Regions from separate parts of the Homo sapiens genome. Here regions 2, 3 and 4 are each linked to region 1. A link is a loop called in an ENCODE intact Hi-C map of the cell type or tissue named here. Cell type or tissue: endothelial cell of umbilical vein. All regions are shown on one strand. Links, peaks and the distances in the headings refer to the core of each region. The heading gives the core; the rest is flanking DNA. Region 1 holds the start of MAP3K5 (mitogen-activated protein kinase kinase kinase 5). Region 2 overlaps MAP3K5 (mitogen-activated protein kinase kinase kinase 5). Region 3 overlaps MAP3K5 (mitogen-activated protein kinase kinase kinase 5). Region 4 holds the start of SLC35D3 (solute carrier family 35 member D3).

Region 1 (7,417 bases), core at 868-5,867:
TTTAAGACAGAGTCTCATTCTGTCACCCAGTCTGGAGTGTGCAGTGGTACAATCTCAGCTCACTGCAACCTCTGCCTCCCAGGTTCAAGTGATTATCCTGCCTCAGCCTCCTGAGTAGCTAGGACTACAGGTGTGCACCACCATGCCTGGCTAATTTTTGTCATTTTAGTAGAGACAGGGTTTCACCATGTTGGCCAGGAGGCTGGCCTGGAACTCCTGACCTCAGGTGATCCACCCGCCTTGGCCTCCGAAAGTGCTGGGATTACAGGCGTGAGCCACCACGCCTGGCCCAAGCACAACCTTTTAGGGTCAGCCACCTGAAGTGGAATCCTGCATTGGCCACTTACTCCCTATGAATCCTAGGGCCAGTTAGGGATCCCTGGGTTTTCTCACCTAAGAAGGTAAGTACTTCCTTCACAGGCTTGTTTGGAGGATTCAATGAAATACACTCAAACTTCAGCTCCCTTCTAATCATTCTCTCTCCCTTTCCCAGAGACAGTATTTGGAGAATAACAGAAACCAAGCCTTGTTAGGAAAGTTTCTTTCAAATTAGCTTAGAGTTTAACATTTTTTTTCTAGAGCCCTAGGAAAAAAACGCCCAATCAGTGCAATAAAAATAGGCTCAAGTGTTCAGTTGGGTATTTTCCTCTCATATCTTTTAGTTCTTTGAAGTTTCTTCCAAATTATAATCCAAAAATAAGAGTGCTACAATTTTTAGAAAAGTTATGTTGATGTAACTTTTATAGCAAGCTACCCAAAGAATCAAGCTATATTATAGCCATGCTCAGTTATGAAGACCAAAACTATTTTAAAAATACCAGAACGAGAAAGTCCTAGTTTATTTAGTCTGGCTTCCTTAACATGAAGGTCTTGTTGTTCTCAAAATATTCAGCTTTGGCTGAATTCCAAAACTGACATAAGCCCACTTCAGGTGTTTGGAAGACACTAAAGAGAATCAGAATTGAAAACAAGATTGGAAAATAAAGCCTTTTATGTGATCACAAATGCAAGAAGTGTATTGTTTTGAAACTACTAAACCAAGTTTTTACCCACAAATGTAAACATAAATATGTATATATTCTCAACACTGGACGTACAGGGGACTAAAGGTTAATTTCCATAATATGGTATTATTCCTAACATTTGCTAACAGCTAAGTGCTTCAGTTACTAGAACTGCCTTAACATTTTCTGAAATTTGAGATAGGTTGAAAGATACATTTCTTTCATGGATTATGCTAGCAATCACTTTAATGGCGAAACTAATCTTATTATTAGGATAGCATACAGGTGTTTTAGACAATGTTAAATTACAAACTTTCTAGCCCACCATGGTTTATGGGGTAATAAAAAACAGGCCCTGGTTCTTTCACCAAAATCCTTACAAAGATAACACACAAGTTCAGTGTAAGTTGTAATGTTATTGCCTTTGGAAGCACTGTAATTACTTCAAAGTCTGGGTTGGTGAGAGGAAATTCAAGCTACTAAAACTTATCGAAGGTAAGGTGAGTTGGGAAGATCATCACATGGCATGCAAATTAATATAGTTACACTCTGCGTGCATGGTATGTCATCGTTCCCGTACTCTCAAAACTACACAGAGAAAAGGAGAACCTCATCTAAAACGGTCACAGGTATATGCAGAAAGAAAACAGGGACCAAACCTCACAGAAGCGAAACCGAGACACTGAAAGGAGAAAGACTGACTGGGGCAAATATCTCACACTGCTGGAGAACAGTTCAAGTCGATCGCATGGACCCAGGGCTCCAGCGCTGGGCGGTGGGTGGATCCATAGGTCTATCGCACAAGTACACACAGACTCTTGCACAAGCACACACGCTCTCTCCGGAGCGGCGAGCGACAGGAGCAGTCACGCAGCGGCGCTCGCTGCCCCCAAAGTGGGGCAAGAAGTAAATGCTTCCCGCCCAGAAAAATGAAATGCCCCGAAGACCGCCAGATTAAACGCGGGTCCCGACCGCGCGGGATGGGAAAGGGGTCACACACGCACCTGCATTGTAAAAGCGGTCCAGCACGGTGGTTTCTCCAAAGTCGAGTTTCCCAAAATGCAGGGTTTCCAGGGTGGCGCCCACTGTCTCGCACGCCTCCCGCAAGCTCTGCAGGGCCTCGCTCTCGGCCACCACCAGTTGCCCTTGGCTCGCTTCGTTGATCACATATGCCACCGTGGTCCGTCGGCTGCCCCCGCCAACAGAGCTGCCCCGGCCTCGGGTGGCACTGCTCGAGGAGGTGGCCGCCGGACAACCGATGCCAGGGGCAGCGGCGCTCTCCACGTTCCAGAAGCTGCCCGGCGGCGGCGGTGGCAGCTGGTGCTCCTCGCCCTCGCCCACCGCCGCCGCTCCTCCCCTCCTGCAGATGCCGCCCTCGGGGATGGTGCAGAAGCCCGAGGGGGCGAAGGGTGGCACAGAGAAAGTGATGCCCTCGTCCGCCTCCGTGCTCATCTCTCCGGGCCGGGCAGCAACGGCGGCGGCGTCCCCCGCCCAGCCGCACCGCCTGGCCAGCCACAGCTCGGGGCTGCTCCGCGCCCGCCGGGCTAAGCAGCTGCCATCGCGCGCCGCGCCCTCGCCGCCGCGCCGCCGCCTCCTCTCCGGCGCCCTCTCCCCCGAGGGCACGCCGCTGCCCGGCGGCGGCTCGCTCCTCCTCGGCGCCTCCGTGGCCGCGCCGCTCGCCCTCTGCAGAGTTTAGAGTACAAGGGGTGGGGAAGCCGGGTGAGCGGGAAGGGACGGAGCTTCCTTTTCTTGGCCGGCTGACAAGTCGGCTCGCAAACCTGCGCCGCGGTGCAGCTCAAGGGCGCCGCGCTCGGGGTGCAGCCCGCCCTCGCCACCCGCCGCGCCGCGCCGCGCCGCGCCGCGCAGCTCCTTCCGTCCCGGCCGCTCTGGGAGGGGCCAGGAAGGGCGCCCCCTGGGTGCGGAGCTACCTGGCGCGCACCTTACGAGCGGGCTGGCTCCCCAGGCGGCGTCCCGGAACAGCAGCAGCGGCAGCCGAAAGGACCCTCCTCCCTCTTAGGCGGCAGCTCGCCTTCATCGGGTGGATTTCCTCCTCCTTGCCTGGCCTCGTTTCTCTTTCGATCGCCTCCGCCGCGTGGTCCCGGCGCCAGCCTCGTCGTTCCTTGCAGACGCTCTCCCTCTCCACCACCAGCTTCTGGCCACCCACTCGTAGCGGCACCGAGGGTCAGGGCCAGCCCCCAAGGAGGGCGCTGCTAGGAAGCTCGAGCCCGGACTGAACTGACCGCGCTGCGGCCCTGGGACCCCAGCCCTCCTCTGAGTGCTGCGCGTGGCATAGGGTCCCAGTCTTCACCCACCCGGCCCCCACCTACGAAGACCTGGAGCGCAAGCGATTACGGGGTGGCGCAGAAAGTCCCTCGAGGCAATACTCGGTCTTCGGAGTCCGCCCCTGAAGCATTTCCAGTGTTCCCCGCGACTAGGGCGCCCCCCTCCGGGCCTTGGCGGCCTGGTGGACTGGGACCGTGCGCGGCGCTGGCAGGATAGGCTCCGGGAGACCCACGTTGCGCGAGGCAGGAGGTTGTACATAGCGCCCTGGAGCCAGGGCCTGCACTGGAGGTTGCTTCATTAGTGACTGTGGCACTCCAGAAGTGGCTGGCTAAATTGATCAGGTTCTCCCATGTACTTTTCCTTTTAAAATTTCCAGTGGCTCATTCCGTTATCAGTAATGAGTAATTGATTAGTGCCAACTGCCGAAGGACTTAGTATTCTCATTTAGGATCTTAATTCCCCCACAAGCGCCAGATACTTAAGATAGAAGATGGAGTCTCTACCCGACTCCACAAATTATCAACAAGATGAAACAGGGGAATAACGTGACCTATTCTATTTTTTAAACTGCATCACGCGAGGCCGGGAGGGAAATACCCAGATTGTTTAAGAGCAATCAAAAAAAGTACCTGCTTATTTGGGGAGCAAAGAACAGATGTGTAAGTTCCCAGAGAACCCCAGAATGCTGTAATTGTTAGGAAAGCCAGTGCAAGTTACAACTGAGTAAAGAAACAGGTTTTGTACTTCCCATCTCCAGGAACTGAGACTAGTGAGTCCTGTGAAAAAGGCAGAAGAAAATGTAAATTACTTTTTTTTTTTTTTGAGACGGAGTTTCGCTCTTCTTGCCCGGGCTGGAGTGCAATGGCGCGATTTCGACTCCCTGCGACCTCTGCCTCCCGGGTTCAAGCGATTCCCCTGCCTCAGCCTTTCGAATAGCTGGGATTACAGGCATGCGCCACCACACCAGGCTAATTTTGTATTTTTAGTAGAGACGGGAGGGGGAGGGGTGTGGGGTTCACCATGTTGGCCAGGCTGGTCTCTAACTCCTGACCTCAGGTGATATGCCCGCGTCGGCCTCCCAAAGTGCTGGGATTACAGGCGTGAACCACCCAGCCCAGCCATGAATTACATTTCAAACTGGGTAAGAAGGAAGGATAAAATAGCTGAATAGTAAAGAATTAAAGGAAAGTCTGGGCGCAGTGGCTCACGCCTGTAATCCCAACACTTTGGGAGGCCGAGGCGGGCAGATCACTTGAGGTCAGGAGTTCAAGACCAGCCTGGCCAACATGGTGAAACCCCCGTCTCTACTAAAAATACAAAAATTAGCTGGACGTGGTGGCAGCCGCCTGTAATCCCAGCTACTCGAGAGGCTGAGACAGGAGAATCGTTTGAACCCGGGAGGTGGAGGTTGCAGTGAGCCGAGATGGCGACACTGCACTCTAGACTGGGCGACAGAGCGAGACTCCATCTAAAAAAAGAAAAAGAAAAAGAATTAAAGGAAAGAGTTCTTTAATTTTCTCCAAGGTGGGAGGATTGCTTGAGCCCAAGAGTTCAAGATCAGCCTGGACAACATAGTGAGACCCCCATCTTAAAAAAAAATAATAATTAAAGGAAGGAAGGAAATAGTCATGAGGAAAAACACCTAGCCGCTACACAACTGTATCAATGAATCAATGTGACATTAGATTTTTCTAAAGGTGTATAAAATAATAGAAGTAAATTTCTAGTAAGGAAACTTTATATTCTTCATGTAAAATGGAATCTATGTGACCCACACTAGCTTTTGGAATTAATATCAATAGTAAAATAGGTAGTGAATCAGTGATTATACTGAAACAAAATGTTGCTGAGCTAGTAATAGTTATGTGCCTTTTAATATTTTCAACAACTTGTCAAACCTCCAAAACCTTGTAGGAGTAAGATAATCCTCCCCGCTATCCTCACCAAGAACCACAAACTCTGGAAATCGATGAGGTTCATGTGTGGAAAACTAAAACGCCTAAATGCTCAAGTAGCATTTTACTGTAGAAATACAAAATCTGAAATTATATATCAAGCTATTTTCCAAAGCTGTAACTTTTTATACCCTCTCACTTTGTGCTTTCCTTCCAGATCCTTTCAGAGCCATTTTCATACACAATTTTTATTTTTTGTTTTACTTTGCTGGCTTTTTTGATTTATTAACTTTAAATATGTTTTTTATGTTAGGCACCCAAACCCCAATACAATGTTGAAATTCTGCTTCTAGCTGGTCCAGAGATTCTCCCTCTACCTAAAAGGCACGGTTTAGGTAATTTATGTTCCATAGCATAGGGTTATGAGATAATGAGGAACTAGCTGGCAAGATTCTGGAAGAAAGGACAGGAATCCAGAGGGTGAGTCTACAGTCAGGGTTCCCTTTGGCTGTGGGATTTTTGTGGATCTGAATTAGGCAGCTGAAAGGCTGAAGTGAATTTTTTTAATGAAAAATAACGGTATTTTGCAAAACAAAACAAAAAGAATGGTGACACCGTTGTGCATTTTCACAAATCTTTTTAATGTCTGGCTTAATAGATGACAGTGGATTCTCATTTCTGCTTCTACATTCATGCTGTTGCAGCATGTTGTTTTGGTTGAAGGGTATAAAGAAAATCTGGAGAAGTTTCTGAAGTGTAGGAGGTATTTGAAGAAGTACATGAAGAAAATACTCTGGGAGGAGCACAGTCACTCCCACTGTGAAGGCACACATGAATTCCTAAAAATCACTGAGCTGTGCAAAATAGTGCTTTTTTTAAAGTAATTTCAAGTTTTATTTTAGATTCGGGGGTACATGTGCAGGTTACATGGATATATTGCATGATGCTCAAGTTTAGGGTACGATTGTTCTTGTCACTCAGGTAGTAGAAAGAGCACCCAACAGTTGGTTTTTCAACCCTTGCTCCCTCCTTCCCTCCCGTCCGCAGTGTCTGTTGTTACCATCTTTATGTCCATGTGTATCCAATGGGACCCTCTCCTGGGAAGGTCTTAAGACCCACAGTCAGAAAGGTGGGGGGTTGTTAGCAGGTAAAAGGAGAGCAGGAAAAAATTAGAGGCCTGCCTCTGAGGCCTAACACACTCAACATAACAGAAGACTATAACGAGGGTTATGGGAGTTACAAGCCAGAAACCACAGATGAAAACCAATATATATCGTAACACCACACTCTGTTCATAGTTTCTTTGGTTGTGCAGAAGCTGTTTAGATTAGGTCCCGTCTGTCAGTTTTTCGTTTTGCTGCAAATTGCTTTTCAGGACTTAGTCATAAATTCTTTCCCAAGGCCGATGTCTAGAATGGTATTTCCTAGGTTTTCTTCTATGATTCCTAGGGTTTGAGGTCTTACATTTAAATCTTTAACCCATCTTGAGTGAATTTTTGTATATGGTGATGGGTAGGGGTCCAGTTTTATTCTGCATAAGGCTAGCCAGCACCACTTATTGAACAGGGAGTCCTTCCCCATTGCTTATTTTTATCGACTTTGTTGAAGATCAGATGGCGGTAGGTGTACGGCTTTATTTCTGAGTTCTCTACTCCGTTCCATCAGTCTGAGTGTCTGTTTTTGTACCAGTACCGTGCTGTTTGGGTTACTGTTGCCTTATAGTACAGTTTGAAGTTAGGTAATATGATGCCTCTGGCTTTGGCTTTAGCTATTCAGGCTCTTTTGGGGTTTTATTTTATTTTATTTTATTTTTTCCTGCTGTTCTACAGGCTCCTTTTTGGTTCCATATGAATTGTAGAATAGTTTTTCTAATTCTGTGGAAAATGATGTTGGTAGTTTCTTAGGAATACCATTGAATCTGTAGATTGCTTTGGACAGTGTGGCCATTTAAACAAGATTGATTCTTCCAATCCATCAGCGTGGAATATTTTTCTGTTTGTTTGTGTCATCTATGATTTCCTTCAACAGTGTTTTGTAATTCTCCTTGTAGGGATCTTTCACTTCCTTGATTGGATGTATTCCTAGATTGTGTGCGTGTGTGTGTGTGTGTGTGTGGCTATTATAAATGGAACTGTGTTCTTGACTTGTCTCTCAGCTTGAACGTTATTGGTATATGAAAATGCTACTGATTTTTATACATTGATTTTGTATCCTGAAACTATACCGACATTGTTT
Region 2 (7,417 bases), core at 1,332-6,331, 210 kb before region 1:
ACCTACCTACATACTCATCCATGCATCCATGCATCCACCCACCACCCCAACACACACACAGGGTGGAAGAGCTTTGCCTACAATTTTTTATTAATGGGTAGACTATCAAAACACGTTGGAGGTTTTGCCTTAGAGTATGAATACACTCCTCACTTATGCCAAAAAGCCTTGTTTCATCAACACTACCCCTTTTGTATCTCACTGCCAACATAGCTGGGGCTGTGTCTAGACCAGTGATTTCCAAACTTGGCTACTCATCGACATGACCTGAGAGCTGTATTAAAATCAAGTTCTTACAGATGGAACAAGCAGGATGTTCAGGGCTGTGAAAATATTCTTTATGATACTATAATGGTGGATACATGTTATTATATATGTAGAATTCCTAGAGAATGTACAACACCAAGACTGAACCCTAATGTGAACTATGGACTCTTGGTGATGATAACGTGTCAATGTAGATTCACTGATTGTAACCAATATACCACTCTGTGGGGGACCTTGATAATGGAGGAGGCTATGCATGTGTTAGGCTAAGGGGTATGTGCAAAATCTCTGTATCTTCCACTCAATTTTGCTGTGAATCTTAAACTGCTCTAAAAGACTAGTCTTTAAAAAAAAATCAGATTCCTGGGCTTTATTCCTGGCAGATTCTTATTTGGCTTCAGATGGGGCTTTGAAAGCTGTAATTTTAAAGACAATTAAATTGCTCAATGCAACGAGCTATGCAATACCTCCTTAAATTGCTCAATACATTGGAAGATTTGGGAACCACTGGGTAAAAGATGTAGGAATGTGTTTTGTGGTCCAGATATCTATATTTTGAAATGCGTATTTATCTGAGTCACCTGTATACTTTTTCTCTTCACATCTAAACACATTCCTTAAAGACAGGGGAAGCAAGTCTTCCTCATTCTTAGTAAATATTTTGCTTGGTGTACCATTATCCAGACTATATGTACTATTTGGTGATGTTGAAAATATTTCTTTAAAAAAGGGTATTATGGTTTTTAAAGTACTAAGGTGATATCAGAAATAACAGATGAACAGTAATCTAAAATATCCAAGCACTAAATATGTGCAGAGTAATTAAATATCTCTGACCTGGAACCAGGATGGTAATGGCTGTCTGTACCGCCTTCCGAATGATACTGTCTAAGGCAAACATCCAGTGCGGCTTGATGTTATGATTCCGAAGAACTTTATTGACCTGGAGAGAGAGTGACATTTAGCCTACTTTAATTTTTAATTGCAAATAGCCTAGATGATCGAAGCACTTGTATGAAGTTCCATTTACAAAACAACTAAAAAGTTTCTTCAACTTGAATTCTTTGTAATTCTTTATGTCATTGGAAAACAAAGTAAAAATTGCTACTTCAAATCAAAGTTTAGTGAGCCCCATGTAAGCAAATAAGTTATTTAAGTGAAAGGCAGTCTGGTTCAAATGAGAATGTTGCTTCTTTGGGACTCAGAATGTGCAGTTTTTAGCTTTTATAATGTCTGCAGAATGGATGGAGGGAGGGGGTGAAGGAGGAAGACAGGGTCTAAGAGACTTTAAATAAAAATAAAGGCTGTTCTTACTGTTCATTATTTTCAATTACTTCTTCTTATTATTATTATTATTTCATTTGTTTTGGAGACACGGTCTTGCTCTGTCACCCAGGGTGGAGTGCAGTGGCGGGATCATGGCTCACTGCAACCTGTGCCTCCGGGGCTCAAGCAATCCTCCCGCCTCAGCCTCCCAAAGTGCTGGCATTGCAGACATGAGCCACCGTGCCTGGCCATCTTAGCCATTTTTAAGTGTATGGTTCAGTGGCATTAAGTACATTCACATTATTGTACTACCATCACCGCCATCCATCCACAGAACTCTTTATCTTGCAAAACTAAAACTCTATACTCATTAAACAGTAAGTTCCCATTTCTCCCTCCCCACAGTCCCTGAAAACAAGCATTTTAATTTCTGTCTCTCATAAATTTTACTACTGTAGGTACCTTCACATAAGTGGAATTACAGTATTTGGCCTTATGTGAATGGTTTGTTTCACTTGGCATAACATCTCTAAGCTTCATTCATGTTGTAGCATGTGTCAGGATTTCTTTCCTTTTTAAGCTTGAATTATATTCCATTGTATGTATTTATCATGTGCATTACCTTTGTAAAAACAAGCTTTTAGCATAAGACTATGACAAGCTCACTTAGATTTTGGGTTAACTCTACTACCTGCTGGCTTACACAGACCTCTAAAAAAAGAGGCTATTTCCCCAACAGGGCTCTGGTTAGATACCTCTGAGTATCTATAGTATGATTATGGAAGTATAATTTTATTTAAATTCCAAAAATTTAATCACCATCCCTACTGCAGCTGGGGAGATGGTGACCCAGCCACAAACCCATGTCAAGAGCTGGAGCTCCAGTTGCTCATGCCTGTCCTTGGTCCATCTTCATCAAACTCCCCTAGTTTGGAAGAGAGTCAGTTTGAGGACTTCATCGTACTAGTTGCACAGGAAATGAACCCTTGCTAGGTTCCCACTTGTTCTAGAAAATCCATCCAGGCTGAGTTTGTCCTGGTACCTTCATTTCTTTAAAAAATTTACATACTGGCTGGACATGGTGGCTCACGCCCTGTAATCCCAGCACTTTGGGAGTCCGATGCGGGCGGATCACCTGAGGCCAGGAGTTCAAGACCAGCCTAGCCAACATGGCAAAACCCAATCTCTACTAAAAATACAAAAATTAGCTGGGCATGGTGGCAGGCACCTGTAGTTCCAGCTACTCGGGAGGCTGAGGCACAAGAATTGCTTGAACCCGGGAGGCAGAGGTTGCAGTGACCTGAGATCATGCCACTGCACTCCAGCCTAGCCAACAGAGGGAGACTCCATCTCAAAAAAAAAAAAATTTACATTCTTATTAGGTGGAAGAGGGATCTGTTATAACCATAACCTGCTCCTCTCAGCTCTTTATTACATAGCAAATTACATCATAGGGCCCATACTTTGGGTTCATTCTCATCCTGGACAGTGAATGAGCAAGAGCAGGCGTGTATGTGTACACGTGTGTGTATACGTGTGTGTGTGTGTGTGTGTGTGTGTGTGTGTGTGTGTGTGTGTGTCTGACCTGGCCCAAGGCCCAGGAGTACAACCCAATAGCTCTCAGTCTGAATTCTACAGCAAACTTGCTTTCCAACCTCTAGGCTAGAGGCCAAATGTGTGGGCAAGTGCAAATTAGCTAAATTATTTCACTCTACTTGCAGGCAGTTGGGTTTCCCTAGTTGCAGCATAAGCATGCTTTTAGCATTTAATATTAGTGATAGGCTTTGCCAGTTGCTTTAATTTCTTATGCCCTCAATCAACTCAGGACTCTTGTCCCTGCCCACAATATAGCATAAAGACCAAGTGGCTTACACAGTGTCTCAGAGAATGCTAGTAGTTATTGAAGGATTCTAATTTGGCTTTAAATTGGGGATCATTTGATGTTGCAAATAAAATTGTCAACACACTTTCTACAAAGAAGCAATACACACATTAGGGCTGAATTAATTTTGGAATTTAAATAAAATTATACTTCCATATTTATACCACAAGCACCATCAAGAACCCTCTTATTTCAGTCTCCCACATCTTGTTAAGGGTCTCCTGGAGGTGGCTTGAGGCTTTTTTGGCACTGAGTTCCACAGATAAGTCTCACCCAAGAATAACACAGAGGGTTCTGAATGCAGTACAGAAGACTGGCTTTAGTTTGTGTTGCATAGCAACTCAATTTTGGAGAGAAGACTTCTCAGCAATCTCTCATTAGATCATGTGCTTTAATTTTTAATCAGTGATGCTCTGTACTCTGAAAGTATACTTCTGGCTAGAACAGAGTAGGTATTTATGAAACAAACATGTTAAAAATGTTCTATATGAAAACTAGAGAAAAACTGGAAAAAAATTAACTGGTTTTATTCAGCAGTGACCATTTCAATCTGTACTATTAAATTTTTCTCAATGGCCACTAGATGGCATTTCTCATATAGCATTAGAAAATGTATGACTAAAGTGTGTTACGTTGCTAAAGTTGTCAAAATAAACAATGACCCAACATAATTTCATAAGAACGAAGTTCAGCCATGGGAAATATTTTGTTATTTTCCATGGTGATTTGGTTTTATGTGTTTTTTAATTTGGGGAATGCAAACACACAAAACAACAAATCAGATACTTAGAAGCACACTGAGAGGCGAATATCTCACATTTTTCATCCAAAAAGAATAGAGTTCACTGGAATTTTAAAAGAAAAATAACAGAACTTATGTTTTATCTTATTTTTCTAACTAATTTTAGTGTGTGGGAAAACACTGGCAAAATATCATACTTACAGCATCTTGAAAACCAAAGAGTACCACCTGGACTTGGCTAATGCCATGGCTGTCGAAGTCCAGCTCCAGTTTCAGCTTTGACAGTGTGGTGGCTATGATTTTTCGGTCAGTGGATCTCACAAATTCTCTGAGGCTTGCAATGAGGGTTGTGATGTGTTCCCATTTTAGTTTCGGTTCTTCAGCCCCCTGTGAATAAAAATCAACAATCCTTACATCAACATATGCTGGATATACCTGCCATGGTAATCCTATCTCCATACCCCCTGCCCCCACATTTTTTTTTCTTTTGGTAGAGACAAGGTCTCACTATATTGCCCAGGCTGGTCTCGAACTCCTGGGCTCAAGCGAGCCTCCCATCACTACTTCCCAAAGTGCTGGGATTCCAGGCATGAGCCACCATACTTCCCACAGCCCTTTCTGAGAAGAACTGGACTTCCAAATGTCTCCAAAGGAAAGACCATATTTTGAACTATATGGCACCTCTTCAATCCTCCTACCAACACCAAGAAATAATCAGAGAGAAAAGGTACCTGCCCCACACGCTGGTCAGTAGCCATGATATAGTCAGATAACAAAGCTTTGCCCAAAAAGACTAAGGCCATAAGATTCTTTCAGAAATTTTAATTGGGAACTAAAAAGAGATTTGAGCAATAAGCCATAGGATCTCAACCTGAAAGTCTGCCCGGAAAGAGAAGCTATAAAATAGGGTCATGAATATGTCCAACCATAGCAGAAGCAATGGAATTGAGAAAGACAATAGGGAGTGTATTAGTTCGTTTTCACACTGCTGAAAACACATACCCGAGACTGGGCAATTTACAAAAGAAAGAGGTTTAATTGGACTTACAGTTCCACGTGGCTGGGGAAGCCTCACAATCACGGCAGAAGGCAAGGAGGAGCAAGTCACATCTTACTTGGATGGCAGCAGGCAAAAAGAGAGAGCTTGTGCAGGCAAACTCCCATTTTTTGAAAGCATCAAATCTTGTGAGACTCATTCATTATCACAAGAACAGCACAGGAAAGACCTGCCCCCATAATTCAATCACCTCCCACCAGGTTCCTCCCACGACACATGGGAATTGTGGGAGTTACAATTCAAGATGAGATTTGAGTGGGGACACAGCCAAACCATATCAGGGAGGGAGAGGAGAAGTGGACAAGAACAGAAATGCACACCAAGCAGGTCAACAGCAACCAAGCCAGAGAAAAGATGTGCAAACTCCGGGGACTTGAAGTTCCTCAGGCTCATATTCTGTTTTCAGTGTCTGTGAGACTCGGCTAGGCACTATGATTGGAATTCCTTAAGAGTCTACTTCCCTTATTGCTATGCGTGTCTACCTATAACATGTCCTTGGTACTTCAGTTGTCCTAACGGTGTGTCAGTTCCTTGCAACCAAGAGGGGCTGATCTCAAACTTCATTTTTGAAACTACCCCTTACCCATCAATGAAGCAATTGCTTCTAAGAACGGACCGATGGACTATTTTATTACACTAAAATATATTACAATGTTCAAACAAATGCTCTTTCTCAAAATGATTTTTTCTTTTTGTTTTTTTTTTTTTGTTTTTTTTTAAGAGACAGGGCCTCTCTTTGTCACCCAGGCTGGAGTGCAGTGGCACAATCATAGCTCACTGCAGCCCCTAACTCCTGGGTTCTAGCTCTCTTCCCACCTCAGCCTCCTGAGTAGCTAGGGACTATAGGCATGTGCCACCACACCCAGATAATTTTTTTTAAAACTTTTTGTAGAGACTGGGTTTTGCTAAGTTGCCCAGGCTGGTCTCAAATTCCTGGGCTCAAGTGATCCTCCCACCTCCGCCTCCCAAAGTGCTGGGATTATAGATGTGAGCCACTTTCCCCAACCTCAGATGGAACTTTTCTCCTTTGAGCAAGGCATATTGCTTCCTTTCTTTTCTTTTCTTTATTTATTTATTTATTTATTTATTTATTTATTTATTTATTTTTTGACAAAGTCTTGCTTTGTCACCCAGGCTGGAGTGCAGTGGCTCCATTTCAGCTCACAACAACCTCTGCCTCCCAACTTCAAGTGATTCTCCTACCTCAGCTTCCCAAGTAGCTGGGATTACAGGCACCTGTCATGCCCAGCTAACTTTTGTATTTTTAGTAGAGCTGAGGTTTCGCCATGTTGGCCAGGCTGGTCTTGAACTCGTGACCTCAAGTGATCCACCTGCCTCAGCCTCCTGAGTGCTGTAATCCCAAAGTGCTGGGACTATAGGCATGAGCCACCATGCCCAGCCCACACTGCTTCTTTAAGGAAGCACAGTAGGATGTTATTTGTTCCCATTTAACTTTAAGAAAATATAAGAAACTTTAAGAAACTATTATATCATTTTTATTTTATATTGTACATTTTCTTACTGTACCATTAAAATTAAAATTCCTCCACTGGGCTGTGAAAATTATAATTTCTAGGAGTCTATTAAAATAAAAAAGAAATGCACCATCGAGTTCTTTCTCTTAATATATTTTCATTTGGAAGCTTGGTCTCATGTTTATGTTTTCATGAGATAAGATTATATTGAAAAGCTTGAAAGCTGTCATTAAACGAATACTTTAAAATCACAATGGGAACCATTATAAACTTTGTTGGTTTTTTCCTTACCACAAACTAAACTGCACCCAAGGTAAAGATTCACAGGCAAAATCATAACATCATGAAAACATGTTCAAGAAGAAAAATGTGAGTTATGCAGAAATTGGAAGCTTCTCTTAGTAAAAACTCAGTTGCAACATGTTTGCCAATAGCAAACTTCAAATGGCAAACTTTTTTTTCGACATTAACTTTGTTTTTACAACAGAAAAACATGTTGCTTCTGGTTTTTTGATGTGTGTGCTACTGTCCTGCAAAGGAACATGCTCTACTCTGGGAAATGTTTTCTGTTCAGACTATTTCATCTACTTACGTCATCATTTATTTCTGTTCTGACTCCAGTCTCTCCATGTTAACTCACTCATGTGCCTTCAAAAACAAGCATCTTGGCTAGTATCTGGTGAGCCTGACTCAGCATCAGCATAGATTTAACGGTATGCATTTCCTGC
Region 3 (7,417 bases), core at 1,282-6,281, 150 kb before region 1:
TACTTCTGCCCTAAACAGAAAGACTTCCTCTTACACCTGTGTCCTCTGAGTATACTTCTTTCATTGCTCTTCTCACACTGTATTGTCATGAGTTGTTAAATGTCTGTTCCTCTCCCTGCTGGGCTGTGAATTCCTCAAGAGAGGAGTTGATGTCTTAGTCATTTTTGTATCTTTGGCAGAACAGGACTCAACATTTGACACACAGCTCATGCTCAGTTAATGCCCACTAACTCGAGCTGTGCAAGTTCTGAGGTGACGCAAGGCAAGCTGCTGACCTAGTTGGATTTTCTTCCATAGTTTGTCATCTCTTCTTTGTGGAGGAGGAGGCCAGGAAGAATGAGCTCTCTTTGAAGTCACAGACTACAACTCAAGTTTCTCAGCATATAAGCCAGCAATAGTAAGATAGATAGTAGCAGCCTATGTATAAGTCATAAATCACAACAACTGTTACATAGGGCTACCATACCTAATTAAAGAAAATTTATTCATTGGAAAACAGATATGATAAAGTGAAATTTACATTTACCATACTTTCTTAAGTGGATTGCTTAAAAATGCAGCAATAAATAGTGAGTGCCTTGCTAATGACTGGCTTTAAAAATTAAATATTAAGAGTACAGTTTTATTTGAGAAAGTATCGACTGAAAGATATATAATGAGTCAGTCCATCATCTTGCTTGTTTCTGTTCAGATCATTCATGAGGTAACAGGTAGCTTTACCAGGAGAACTCCAATTATTAGTGACTCAGACCGCTCTACCAATTTATGCTCTAATAAAACCAATTATTATTATTCCAAAAGCAACAGGATATTGCATAACCAGGCTGCAAAAATCTGTTGTCTCTCATTGCTATGACGTGGGGGTAAACAGTAGTTAGCACATCTAATTTGGTTTGAAATCTGCAAGAGTTGATTTAGCATGAGCTTCAATAGAACAATTATTTAAAGACTTAACCACTGACTCTTGATTCTTAAAAAAATATATATATATTATTTCTAAATCCCAAGAAATGGCATTTTCTAAGCTACTGGCATTGTGACAGCAGTCAGAACTGAACCAAACTGAAGTTCACCACTGTAATCTCAAGATCAATGCAGGAAAGTGACCTTACAGAAGGTTTTTTTTTTTTTTAATGGACTCCTTATCATCTGAAGTCATTAGTGTTAGTGACAGGGGCCGGGCGGAGTGGCTCACACCTGTAATCCCAGCATTTTGGAAGCCCTACACGGGCGGATCACTGAGGTCAGGAGTTTCAGACCAGCCCGGCCAACACGGTGAAACCCTGTCTCTACTAAAATTACAAAAATTAGCTGGGCATGGTGACATGCGCCCGTAATCCCAGCTACTTGGGAGGCTGAGGCAGGAGAACATTTTGGACCTGGGAGGCGGAGGTTGCAGTGAACTGAGATCATGCCACTGCACTCCAGCCTGGGCGAAAACAGCAAAACTCTGTCTCACAAAATAAAATAAAATAAAATAAAATAAATAAAATAAAATAAAAATAAAATAAAATAAAATAAAATAAAATAAAATAAAATAAAATAAAATAAAATAAAATAAAATTAGTGGCAGGACACAGTGTAGTAGACGGCATGTGTGCTTTGTATCCACACAAAGGGAGCTGAGTTCCTTGTATACCAAAAGGACAGAAATCATCCTATTACATAAACCAACAGCTCAGCTAAAGAGGACCTCCACATGGCTGAGTGTAATCTACATTTTGATTCTGGTCCATAGTTCACATTGACCCCACAGTTACATTTTAAGTAGGTCAGGAGCACAGAATCAGTTCAACCAGCAGTGAACATTTTGTTGCAAATCTCTTCCTAAAGGAGATAGTGACACTGAAGAAGGCTGGGCATTTCCACCAATTGAATGATTCTTGACATTCCTTGTATTTTAAAATCATGATTAGAAGTTCTATCCAGCCCATGAATAGTGGAGAAAAATGTCTTATAAGTTAACAAAATGTACCAAGGAAACTTACCTCACTCCCCTGACAGAAGAGGCACTAAAATTCCACTCATGTATACCTTTCTAGAACAACAACAAGAAAATATACTGAGTCATCCAAATGGAAAATAACATAACAACAATAATTTTGTTTAATTATTTTTAAAGTGATATACACAGCCATTTTTCCTGGTACACTATTTTTCATGAAAGAATTATCTGGATGGAAAGCACAATTCATTCTCAAGTCCCAAGGGTAATGATTACTCTACTTAATAATTCCTGTACTTCAATAAAACAGCTTCCAAAAGAGCCTAGGAGAATTAGTCTCATTAAATTCTAAAACTTGATATCTAGTAATAACTGTTGTGTGTTAATTTTTAAGTAAAAAAAGTCAATGATCAAGGTAATTCTATTATTACAGTTGAGAAATACTTCTTTTCCGAGAAAGATAAACATTAATTTGAATAACATCTCGGCAAGGTTTTAAAGATAACTATTTCTGAATTATCTTTAGTTAAGATTTCCAACTAAATAGGCGGTTCTATTTCTTTAGAAACTAGTAGAACAAGAATGTATGTGAACACACATGTGTACAGTGCCCATCATAACTACAAGGTATTGCTACCTAATTTATGCAAAATTCCATATGCTAATAAAGTATGAACATCAAAAATTTGATTGTCATACTATAAACATGGGTGATTTGCAGAGCCAAGGTAAAGAAAAATGTGGGAATTTATTTCTTGAGTTTATCACTAAAGCTAAGATAAAATTATTATCAAATTCATATGTCCCTAAAATAAATAACAAAATGGATCATAATCCCTTTAAAAATATGTCAACAGTATAAAATAGCATAAATATTTTTACAGAAACAAAGTAGTTTATCCATGTGTCTAAGTTGAGCAAGTACAGTACGGCAATAAACTGACACTGACATTCAATTCTGTAAAGTTAAAACAACCATGAAAAGGAGTTCTTACCCACCCACTGCCAGGAGGCTGAGGTCTTGCCTGGGCTAATAAAATGGGTGACAAAGCCTTGTGGCTCTGAGGTGGCCTAGAACCCTCCTTTTGGCTAAAGCAACTCAAAAGCGACAATTTATATCTACAGCCCATAATTCTTTGCTAGGTCCATGCAACTTAAAGTAAAAATAGATCCTCTCAAGTCAGATGTGAATTTACTAAAAAGCTAGTTTCAGTGCATGTCAGTCAGGTCATGGGGATGTGATCTGAATGAACGCAGAGCAAATTTTGTTGCATGAAGTCCAGGAGGGAAGATACCATAAAAAGGTATGTGGTGGCTGTCTTAACCAGAGTACAGAGGGAGTGAAATTAAAATAGCAGACTGCAGCCTCAGCTGGTAATTTGGAAAGTTGCTTCTAAATCCTGTTGGCCTCAGGTGAACTTCTAAATATATATATATATATATGACCCAGGAGCTGCAGCTGTTACCTGTACACTACTTGCATACAATGCAGCCTTATCCTCAGAGCCTGCAGCTGAGCTGCTTTCCAAGACCATGTCCAGGAGCAGGAGGTGGGAGGCAAGTGCAGAGCTGAGGCAGTATGCAAACCCACCCCTGAACACAGCAACTGGCAAATACTAACAAGACAGCACTGGTAAAACCCATCTTCTATCAGTCCTTTTCTGGGAACAGCTAAGTAAAAATTGTGGACTGGTTTTGTAGGAAAGGAGGGGAGCATTTCCAGAATGCTTGGTTCCTGAAAGGTTGCCAGTGCTGCCAGGGAACGTTCCATTTCAGTGATGTAAATAAAGCCCAAGCCCTGAGATGGAAGGTGGAAGGAGGCCTCCCTCCCCACCTACCTGTAGGACACACCACAAGGAGGCGCTGATGAGCTGTAAAGCCAACAGGTAGTTTAAAGGCTCCTGGGATCTGTCTGGGAATCAGGGAAAACAGCAAGGCCAAACGCAGCGCTAGCTATAATTAGCCCCAACAGGCCTCAAACCAACACTCAACCTAATTTAATCAGCACAAGCACCATTTTCTAGGAACGGGTTAGCCTCAGATCCCAGGCCCCAGTTAGGGCTAGAATAGGAGCTGGAAGTTAATACTGTATTGACTGAAGGTGGCAGGAGTTATACTGTAGTAGGCACTGTCAGCTCCCTCAGCAACTGTCATTCCATCCTTCTCCTCTGCTGACAAAAAAATAAATTTTGCCCAGGTTCAGGTGGCAATGTTTATGAATGGTGAAACTGATTAGTCTAAATTGGCCACGGTAAGTCCATTTGCCTTGCTGGGGATGGGTGTAAGCATGGTCATGTGATACAACTTATGGTATAAAGGAGAGGGCTTGGCCCTCCTCCCCGGGATGCCGCCTGTGTGAGGTGCTTCTTGGAATAGCTAGCTACTTAAGAACATGAGACTAACACCAAGAGTACGCAGAGAAGCCAGAATTCAGAATCCTGATGCTGAAACTACCCTCAGAATCACCCCACCTCAAAATTTATTTTTTTCCATCCAGGCTGGAGTGTAGTGGGGTAATCATAGCTCACTACAGCCTGGATCTCCTAGGCTCAAGCAATCCTCCCGCCTCAGCCTCCCAAGCAGCTGGGACTACAGGCACATATCACCAAACCTGGTTAATTTTTTTAAATTTTTTTGTAGAGACGGGGGTCTTGCTACATTGCTCAGGCTGGTCTTGAACTCCTGGCCTCAAGCAATCCTCCTGCTCTGGCCTCCCAAATTGCTGGGATTACAGGTGTGAGTCACCATGCTCGGCCTGTAATTTCTTGTAATATGAAATACCATTTCTTTATTTAAGCTGCTTTTGGCAGGGAGTTTGTAGCAGAAAGCATCCTTGGTGGATGACAGCATCAAATCATCTTAATCTAGAATCAGGGGTAAGCATGTTTCCCTCATAAATTTCCTGGGCCTTCTGTGAGTGGCCACTGGCTGGAGCTGAAGTGAGGGAGGAGAGTCAGCACTTAGTCCTCCACTAGGCCCCTGCCTTTGCTTGATAATCCGTGAGGTAGGCCAAGGGTGCCCAAACTTCAACCCCCAAAAGGGGGGGAAATTCTAAATAACCATTTAAAACGCCCTGCAAATAACTTCTCTCTTCCTCAATCTTAAGTTTTTCTTTCATTGTACACATGCAGACTTTCTTCAAGGACTAACTTACTTTTCAGCAGCAACCATTCATTCAACAAATAGAGAACTGTTAAAAGATCGGGATTTCAATTAATTTTACCCCTGAATGTAGAGTAGCTCTCTCTAAGAGTCCTTGGGAATTGGTATATAATGTGCTTCAAGTTTTGAAAGTTGCAGTATAAAGTATATACTAGCTCACAGAGCTATTTATTCCATATGTTAGAATAAAAATAGTGAGAGGAGTGACTAAAGAAATAAACATGATAAATGAAAAGCTACATTCTCTATTCTAATTTTAGGAAAAATTTTTAAACATTCTGTGATAAAAACAACCCATTTTTAGTTTAACATAAGACCTATTAAACTGGTTGCTTCTCTGTTATTTATAGTTGTTTTAAAGTAACATGGTAATAATAAAGTTTTTTTGTTTTTATTGCTTGTCCTCCTTCCAATTTTACCACTTTTATTTTAAAAAATTGAGAAAATGGTAGTGATAATGAATACACTATGGATAGAATCAGGGTTTGCAAAGAAATTGACATAAATTCAGAATGGAAACTGATACAAGAAAGCTTCAATTTTTGAACAAGGAGAATTTTTTAGCACTAAAAGTTATAGGAAATAAGGACAACATAAATAAAATTCCTCCTGATCAAAAGATGGTGAAAATGGAAAATGGACAGTACATAACTTAAATTTGTAACCCTATTTAATGCACTTGTTTATATCCTAATATATATCCTAATATTTCTTAGCATAATATAAAAATTGTCTCTATGATTGTCACAAAACATAAGAGAATGAAAACGAGGCTCACTTTACTGAGCAAAGAACCTCCAGGAAGGAGAAAACAATAACAAATTGCTGGAAATAGTACTCATTTTCCAAAAATCTCTGGCTTACTTTCTGTTCTTTTTCTGTCTTCCAAATTCTTCTGGCTCTCTACTCATTCTCTAGGCCTTGCTAATCGCTAATTCCTCTAGCCTCACTCTGTTTCCAAGTGTCCTTGGATAACCTTGCTCTTTTCAATCAAGCCTTTGAAAATCTCCTCCTCCAGTCCTGCTCTCGTCTCCATAATGTTCATGTCTCCTAACTGTTCTTAGTTTTTGTAGTTTCCACTGGATGATTAGTGTATCTCAGCTTGTGAGAACATGTATGTGTATACTTGCATACATGCAAAACAATATAAATATTGCACTGCACTTTAAAGCAATATCACTAACATGTATATAGACAGTTATATTGATTATTCCCAATTTTGCCACTGGATGATTCCACTTGGAGTCTTGCCATTAGTTTCAACTAAACACGTCCAAAATGAAATTCCTCATGATTCCTCTACAACTCAGGTTTTCCTTCTAAAAATCCTACCACCTTTATCAATGCAATCAAAACTTGAGTCACCTTACACTTACTCCCTCTTTTTAATCCTTCTTCCTAATTTGTGATTAAGTTGTATACTTTTCTTTCCAAATCAAATCATCTGTCCCTTTGCAGTCACAATTGTATTATTCCACTCTAGGATCTCTACCTGCCTCATATCTAGCTAGTTCCTCTAACAGTCTTCTCTGTGACCCTCCAGAGCCTCAGACTTCAGAAATCAAATGTCAAGACCAGATCAGTCTTATAGCTACACTAGCAACCATTATGGAGCACTTGTTCCAAGCCACTTAGCACTGTGCTAAATGATTTCCATTCATCCTCTCACTTAATCTTCACAACAATTCTATGAGGTACTGTTATTCTCATTTTACATACATGGCAACTAAAGCATGAGGAGTTGAAGCGCATGCCTAGGCCACGAAGCATGCAAGAGCTAACATCAACCTTCACACCTATGCACTTTGATGCTGACCCTGGGTTCATAATTCACATTCTGTTCTGCCTTCCTGCCAGCTCTCAGATTTTCAGAAACGTCAGTGACATCCTGTTTCCTACCGACACATGTTTAAAATTCTTCTTCCTAGCTTACATAGCACTCTAGAGTTTTATGTCATCCTGCCCAACCAATCATATCTCCCACCTCCCTCAACACGTTTCCCCTTGTAGAATGAGTCAGACTCTGCCGGCCCCTGAACGTCCCATGCTTGCTTTCACTTTGGTGCCTTGGTTGGAATTCTGCCTTATTCTTCTAATCTAGTTTGTCTTCCCGTGTTCATTTATCTCTTCTAGTTCTACCCACAGCCAAAGTCCAGGTTCCACCTCCTTTAGCAAGCCTTCTCGAAGGACTCCATGCCTCACTGATCTTCCTCCTCACTGAACGCCACAGACCAAGAACCCATAATGTCCTCCTCAGGAACCAGCACAGTCCCAAAGTCCACAGAACTCAAAAGAACGCTGGTAGATTGA
Region 4 (7,417 bases), core at 1,602-6,601, 130 kb after region 1:
ATGGGATTTTCCATAGGCAGAATGTCCCTACAATGTGGCATTCGGCTTCCCCAGACTCAATGATACAAGAGAAAAAAGGACATACAAGATGGAAGTCTCAGTATAACCTAAAGTCAGGAGTGACCGTCATCACTTCTGCCAGGTTCTGTTAGCTACACAGACCAACCCTGGTACAGCGTGGGAGGAGTTAACATAAGGGTGTGAATACCAGGAAGCGGGTATCACTGGAGACTATCTAGAAGGCTAATTACCATAATACGCTTTTTAAAGTAGGAAATTATAGACAAATATATATGATATCCTAGTTTTGTTATTTTTTTAAAGGAGGAGTTTGCGTGTGTATAAACATACATACAAAAAAGACTGAAAGTTTCCACACTGAACACAGCAAGCTCTGTGTAGTAAGGTTGGGGATGGTGAACACTGAAGAGAGCGCGTTTACTTAATTATAAATTTGTTTTTCTTTTATGTACCACAATGAGCCTGTGTTACTTTTATAATTAGAAATAATGAAGTAAGTTTTCAAAGACACTGTAATTCCTTCTCCAGGAAGCTTTGTCTGCTACTGCTGTCAAGCTGATGTACTTGCCCTCCTGGCGCTCCCCCCTTTTCTGCCACACAATCCCACTGTTGCTAAGGATGAAGGCGCTGTGTTCATCTTTAAGTCCTCTGTGGCTAACAGAATACTTAGCACAAAATACTTGTACTATATGTTTGTTGAATGAATGGATAAACTAAAGGATTTATTTAATGTCATTAATATTTATTAAGTAGCTCCAAAGGTGATGTGCTTGAGTCTAGACCCTTGGTACCCTGATACCAATAGGTCAAATAGCTATTTAACCTTTAGATCTACATTTTTATTCATCTAGATCATTTAACCTCGCTAAACATGGTATTCTTAATTTTTCACAATTTTTAAAAGGAGCTCATCTAGTATCTGGTTTTGTGGGAGATGGGGGTTAAGGTTTTTTTCTTTCCAAAAGAATTGCATGCAACAAAGTGGAGAAAATGTGCGGTTTTATGCCTCTGTAGGTTTCAAATATTAAGCTAAATTGTCTTGCATAAATGAGAAGAGTAAGATAGCTGAATCAGCCCCAAATCTTTTACCTAATGTTAGTATCACAAATGGATGCAATTATAATTGCGGGCAGAAATGAATCATTCCAAAAGTAGGTTTGTGCAGCCACTTCTTTATATTAATAATATGCACTTAGGATGGCTTAAAGCAGCCATGCTTTTATTGGGATAGTCTCTAGAAGCAGAAATCTGTTATTTGCTGATATCTGTAAAAAGTTAATTTTCAGAGTTTTGAATCAATATATTTTGACTATACCACACACATACACATAATTTGAACTGGTGCTTCAGACTTCATTATTTCCTAAATAACATTAACTCTACAAAAACAGAGTCACTTAAACAGCCAATAGTGTGTAACCACAAGTTTTAGCAACAAAAACCAAGGGCTCCCCAGAGAACCGGAAGCACGTGTTTCAGTATAATGCTTTCCAGCTATTCCTGGAAAGTTGGCACCCTGGGCCATTCACAAACTTTTTTTGAGTGCCCACCTGTCGGGAGCAGGGACGTGGCCCTCCTAGGCACCGGGCACATAAGCTGGTGGACTGGTTGACCCCGAGCTCTCTAGAGCTCACCAAAGTGAGCATCCAGAGCCCCAAATGCTGGCCCAAATGAAGGGCTGCTGTGATGCTGCTGATCCCTGCTGTAATTTTTTTTTCTTCCTCTGTTGCGGTAAATCACGACTTCAGCACTTTGGCTGAAGTGTCGCGTTCAGCACAGAGGTGGAAGTAAGAGGCAGAAAACAGAAGAACCACGAGAGAAATGGATCCTGTCTATTAAGGCAACGTGATGCAGCGCTAAAAGGTTAGGAGGTTACGATTCCCGGGGCTAAGAGAAATAAACTGCTGGTGGTGAACGAAAGGGGTGCTGGAGCGCAGCGATCTCGAACCTTTCCCTTATAGCCAAACCCTGGCCAAGGCCACAAATTTCAAATCGCCTGAAAACCAAACTGTCTGGCGCTTAACGGTTACCTCGGCTGAGCGAAACCCTTGGCTGCTGCTGATTTAACTACAGGTCCGCGCGAGTTACTTTCCAGGGAACTGAATTCAGAACAAAGAGTTACCGAAGCCTTACTCCCTCTCCAAAATTAGAATTCCCTTTTTCTCTTAGTCATATAGGAAACACACAGTTCACAAGTCCTGTGGTGCAAAGGTGTGAACCCTGGCCCAGGGAGGTGGTGACTCTCCCCGCCCTCCGCCTGCCGGTTGTCCTGCTTCCGAAAGCAACCCACGACGGTCCCGCAGGGTGAGGGTTCCCTGGGATCAGTTCCCTGGGATCCGGAGAACGCCACGCGGAGTCTCCCTGCAGGGTGAGGGGCCCCGGGTTCCCGCCCCCTCCCCCTCTACTCTCCCATTCTGCGAGCGCAGCCAGCCTCCCCTCCCACGCTTCGGGAAGCGTCGCCCCCGAGCTCCTCGGTTCCTGGTGGTGGCTACTCGTGTTAGTGACTTCGTTTCTGCGCGTTTGCTTATTTTCATCTTTGCCTCAGTTCGAATGTGTCCCCGCCACCAGGCCCCGCTGCTGGGCGAGACCACTGAACCCCCTGAAAGCTTCCCCGGAGCCGCGCGCATAATCCCGGGACCCTCTCTGGAAGGCGTGCGGAGAGCGGTGCGCGTGGCCTGGCACCGGAAGGAGCCAGCTTCCGGGCTCCGAGGCACCCCCTGGACAGCGCCCCGGGCCGCGGGTTCCTCCTCCGATGCCCGGGCGTCGTCGCCGGGATCGGGAGCTTCGGGGGCCCGCCGGCACCGACGGTTTTCGCTTCCCTGGCGGGCAGCTGGACGAGGTCCCGCCGCTGCACCGGGAGGGACAGTGGGTGGAAAAAGCCGCTGCAGCGCCGGGGCGAGGGGGCTGGGGGCGCCGTCACTTGTTGCGACCAATAAACGGCGCTCGATCCTGATGCGCTGTTTCTAAAATCTTTAGCTGTGTCCCGATCCCTCCAACCCAAGCCCCTCGGCCAGGAGGAAGGGGCAAGCGAGAGCCGCTGGCTCTGTGGGGGGAGAGGGGCGCCGCGCCCCAAGAGCCCCCGTCCCGCCCTGCGGCAGCCGCCCCGGGGCGCCCAGCCGCCCGCTTCCCTCCGCAGAGCGTCTTCCCTGACGGTGAAACCGCGCGGGACACAACCCACCGCGGCTCATCACCCACTTACAAATAGCTGTCGCTAGGATTCCCGCCACTCCTCTCAGACCGGCCCCCCCGCCACCTCTGCCACTTTTCGGAGTCCCCCGCCCTCGTCACTGCCTCCCCGGAGCTGCGGGGCAGTCGGACGCAGAGCTGCCTAACCGCAAGAACGCCTGGCCGGAGCTGCCCTCTGCAGCCGAGCCGGCGCCCCCTGCCCTTCGCCGCCGCGCTGGGCGGGCGCCCCCGCCGCCCTCACTCCGCTGCTCCCGGCTCCTCGCGCGCAGGTCGCGGAGCTCCGCCACCGCTGGGTGCGGCGAGGCCGGCGCGATGCGGCAGCTGTGCCGGGGCCGCGTGCTGGGCATCTCGGTGGCCATCGCGCACGGGGTCTTCTCGGGCTCCCTCAACATCTTGCTCAAGTTCCTCATCAGCCGCTACCAGTTCTCCTTCCTGACCCTGGTGCAGTGCCTGACCAGCTCCACCGCGGCGCTGAGCCTGGAGCTGCTGCGGCGCCTCGGGCTCATCGCCGTGCCCCCCTTCGGTCTGAGCCTGGCGCGCTCCTTCGCGGGGGTCGCGGTGCTCTCCACGCTGCAGTCCAGCCTCACGCTCTGGTCCCTGCGCGGCCTCAGCCTGCCCATGTACGTGGTCTTCAAGCGCTGCCTGCCCCTGGTCACCATGCTCATCGGCGTCCTGGTGCTCAAGAACGGCGCGCCCTCGCCAGGGGTGCTGGCGGCGGTGCTCATCACCACCTGCGGCGCCGCCCTGGCAGGTGAGCGGGCCCCCGCGCCGACCCCCAGCCGACCCCACCCACCCCGCTCCGTCGGGCAGAGACCGCGGGGATCACTGAGTTCAACGACCTCACTTCCAGATGGGGAGACTGAGGCAGAGAGAGCCGGAGAGCTTTGAGAGTGGTCGCTCAGCTCGCAAAAGGGACTTCCGAGACCCAGAGAGCTCCCCAGCGCCCCACCAAGTCCCCCTGCCCCCTAATGTCCTGGCTTCCGACCCTCGCCCATGCTTCACCCGGCATCGCCCTTCCTGTCGCCCCCTCTCCTGGTCTTCCCCTGTCACCCCATTCTCCGGGAGAGGTGGGAGGGCCGCCTGAGCCTGGGAGCTGGAGTCCTCCAAGCCTGGACCAAGCCGGAAGGAGGGGGCCGTGAACTTCCTTGGGTCACGAGGGGCTGGAATGGAGGTGGGGGATGGGGGCGAAGCTGAGGGTTCCCGGGGCTACTGCGGGGTGTCTCGTGCTGCGCAGGGGGCTGCGGCCCTGGGGCAGACGACCCAGGTGCTGAGCGAGACGAGAGCCTGGGCAGGGGGAAGCTTCACTGGGGGCCAGAACAGGCGTTCTCCCCCGCGCCTGGCCCGCTCCGGGTTGCAGGCCACTGGCTGGGGCTCCCTCTCCCTTTGGTGCCCCACGGGGCAGGGGCTCCGGGGTGCAGGTACCACGCGCCCAAGTGACCTCGGTGCCAGCTCGGGGAAGCCACAGCACCTGCCCCGAGGGCATCTGCGCTCTCCGGGGCCTTTGTCTTGGACAGAGGAAGATGGAGTGACCCGGGGATATGGCGGGAAGGCGCTCTGAGCACTGAGTTTGGCTGTCGCATTTGACACGGGTGGCCGAGGGACGGCGGGCGTCTGTCACTCAGGAATCCGGTGGGCAGAGCTGGGGCGCGAACCCAGTCTCCTTTCCTACCCGACGCGTTTTCCCCGTGGGTCCCCGCCCACGCCAACCTGCTGTCTTCTCTCTTTTTCCTTCCCGCCCGGGCTCGGCCGTCCTCCTCGTGCGCCGCAGGAGCCGGCGACCTGACGGGCGACCCCATCGGGTACGTCACGGGAGTGCTGGCGGTGCTGGTGCACGCTGCCTACCTGGTGCTCATCCAGAAGGCCAGCGCAGACACCGAGCACGGGCCGCTCACCGCGCAGTACGTCATCGCCGTCTCTGCCACCCCGCTGCTGGTCATCTGCTCCTTCGCCAGCACCGACTCCATCCACGCCTGGACCTTCCCGGGCTGGAAGGACCCGGCCATGGTCTGCATCTTCGTGGCCTGCATCCTGATCGGCTGCGCCATGAACTTCACCACGCTGCACTGCACCTACATCAATTCGGCCGTGACCACCAGCTTCGTGGGTGTGGTGAAGAGCATCGCCACCATCACGGTGGGCATGGTGGCCTTCAGCGACGTGGAGCCCACCTCTCTGTTCATTGCCGGCGTGGTGGTGAACACCCTGGGCTCTATCATTTACTGTGTGGCCAAGTTCATGGAGACCAGAAAGCAAAGCAACTACGAGGACCTGGAGGCCCAGCCTCGGGGAGAGGAGGCGCAGCTAAGTGGAGACCAGCTGCCGTTCGTGATGGAGGAGCTGCCCGGGGAGGGAGGAAATGGCCGGTCAGAAGGTGGGGAGGCAGCAGGTGGCCCCGCTCAGGAGAGCAGGCAAGAGGTCAGGGGCAGCCCCCGAGGAGTCCCGCTGGTGGCTGGGAGCTCTGAAGAAGGGAGCAGGAGGTCGTTAAAAGATGCTTACCTCGAGGTATGGAGGTTGGTTAGGGGAACCAGGTATATGAAGAAGGATTATTTGATAGAAAACGAGGAGTTACCCAGTCCTTGAGAAGGAGGTGCATGTACGTACCTATGTGCATACACTTATTTTATATGTTAGAAATGACGTGTTTTAATGAGAGGCCTCCCCGTTTTATTCTTTGAGGAGTGGGGAAGGGAAGAAAAGAAAGAAGCTGAAAGGTACTGACACAGAGCAACAAAATTAGCACCTGTGTGAATTATTTAGTGTGACTTCACCTGAGGCATCACAGAGACAAAAGAATGTGAAGCTACTTAACAAAGTAAGGCAACGTTTCTGCTTCAGACTCCTGGCACATTTACTTTTTGTCATTATAACCATAACTAAATATCTGCATGTACCAAGAGTCCCTAAGCCACCCCCTCCAAAGATGGAGTGTAGAAATGATGACAGCACTTAGTAAGTTCAAAGATGACATTCAGGGATGCATTTTTTGATGATAGAACTACAGTTTTTATCGCCAGCTGGGCAAAGAGTATATTGCTGAAATGATATATAAATATATTGAATTGATGTTTACTGTTTATAGTCATCTGAAATATCATATTTACTCTGATTCTACTCACTTGTTTTTTAAAAATAAGTGTCCTATTATTGTATTATATATTGATAGAAACTGTTAAAGCTATTTTGAAAATATGAGTTCTTAGCTTTAATCATGAAGTCTGAAGTTTGCTTTCAGTAATTATTTTAAAAGTTGTTTTGGTTCATTGCTTTATAATATTTATTATTGAATGCCAAACCTGTTCTTTTTTTTACTGTGTCCAATATTCTTTCAAGCAAATGCAATGGCTGGAATATAATTCAGAATTAACTGAAACCCAGCCAGAAGAGGGACCACCTGTAAAGCAAGTCCTTTCAAGTTTCACTGCACATCCCAAACCATGTTACAAAAAGAGCAACTGCTATATTCACATTATGATATTTTTCTATCTTAAATTTGTCAAAATAAAGTATGAGTCTAACTATTAAAGGATACATTGTTAGAAATTTATTTTAGACACATGTTCTATTGTTGCTGTATAGTTGTTTGTGTTTGCCTCCAATGTGTGGTCATAGTATCCGAGTGTAGGGGCCGCACCATTGGAAACTTCCTAAATTAACAAAGCTGTTTGGTTTGAAATAACAACAAAAACAGAAATGCATCTTCCAGTGAAGGAAGCTGTTAATGGTGTGGTGCAATGGCTCATGCCTGTAACCCAGCACTTTGGGAGGCCAAGGCAAGCAAATGACTTGAGCTCAGGAGTTCAAGCAAGCCTGAGCAACGTAGCAAAACCCCATCTCTGCAAAAAATACCAAAAATTAGCCAAGAATTTTGGTGTGCACCTGTAGTCCCAGCTACTCAGGAGGCTGTGGTAGGATGATCACCTGAGCCGGGGAAGTCAAGGCTGCAGTGAGTTCTGATTGTGTCACTACACTACAGCCTGGGCAACAGAGCGAGACCCCGTCTCAAAAACAAACAAACAGGGCATGGTGGCACGCGCCTGTAGTCCCAGCTACTCGGGAGGCTGAGGCAGGAGAATCACTTGAACCTGGGAGGTGGAGGTTGCAGTGAGCCGAGATCGCGCCATTGCTCTACAGCCTGGTAACAGGACAAACAAATAAACAGAAAATGATAAAACACTCCATCGCACTGAGGTACGAAAGCCATCCACACCAG

What was found. A loop is a pair of places that touch in the nucleus more often than their neighbours do. Peaks named below come from ENCODE experiments on the same cell type or tissue, not always from the same donor. Only the 100,000 strongest peaks of a DNase experiment are listed, where the experiment ranks them.
Region 2: a loop joins it to region 1, with 12 times the contacts of the local background. A loop is called at or near these places in 66 of 110 quality-filtered maps.
Region 3: a loop joins it to region 1, with 14 times the contacts of the local background. A loop is called at or near these places in 108 of 110 quality-filtered maps.
Region 4: it touches region 1 in a loop (2.3-fold over the local background); 4 of 110 quality-filtered maps call a loop at or near these places.

What each region holds. Positions count from the first base shown.
Region 1 is chr6:136,789,702-136,797,118 of GRCh38, forward strand. MAP3K5 (mitogen-activated protein kinase kinase kinase 5) reads right to left here and starts at 2,776. Exons shown (of 30, transcript NM_005923.4): 1 at 2,009-2,776. The coding sequence starts at 2,456. RefSeq lists enhancers at 1,526-2,041, 2,147-2,216, 3,007-3,236, 3,347-3,406, 3,777-3,856 and a silencer at 2,347-2,986. In endothelial cell of umbilical vein, for the core only: CTCF peaks have their summits at 2,893 and 3,482 (motif pointing left); DNase peaks (open chromatin) are centred at 1,630, 2,850, 3,140, 3,440 and 1 weaker place; H3K4me3 peaks cover 2,318 bases; H3K27ac peaks cover 1,362 bases.
Region 2 is chr6:136,579,197-136,586,613 of GRCh38, forward strand. It overlaps MAP3K5 (mitogen-activated protein kinase kinase kinase 5), which reads right to left. Exons shown (of 30, transcript NM_005923.4): 24 at 4,359-4,544; 25 at 1,105-1,210. Among named protein-coding and RNA genes, the nearest start is that of MAP7-AS1, 30 kb to the left of the region's middle. In endothelial cell of umbilical vein, for the core only: a CTCF peak has its summit at 4,008 (motif pointing right); a DNase peak (open chromatin) is centred at 4,085; H3K27ac peaks cover 690 bases.
Region 3 is chr6:136,640,532-136,647,948 of GRCh38, forward strand. It overlaps MAP3K5 (mitogen-activated protein kinase kinase kinase 5), which reads right to left. Exons shown (of 30, transcript NM_005923.4): 12 at 1,989-2,038. MAP3K5-AS1 (MAP3K5 antisense RNA 1) reads left to right here. Exons shown (of 3, transcript NR_125858.1): 3 at 7,241-7,417. Among named protein-coding and RNA genes, the nearest start is that of MAP3K5-AS1, 15 kb to the left of the region's middle. In endothelial cell of umbilical vein, for the core only: a CTCF peak has its summit at 3,796 (motif pointing right); a DNase peak (open chromatin) is centred at 3,820.
Region 4 is chr6:136,918,910-136,926,326 of GRCh38, forward strand. SLC35D3 (solute carrier family 35 member D3) reads left to right here and starts at 3,392. Exons shown (of 2, transcript NM_001008783.3): 1 at 3,392-3,958; 2 at 4,976-6,751. The coding sequence starts at 3,520. The coding sequence ends at 5,787. RefSeq lists an enhancer at 2,414-2,920. In endothelial cell of umbilical vein, for the core only: no CTCF peak of the experiment used is centred there; no DNase peak of the experiment used is centred there; H3K4me3 peaks cover 1,803 bases; H3K27me3 peaks cover 3,120 bases.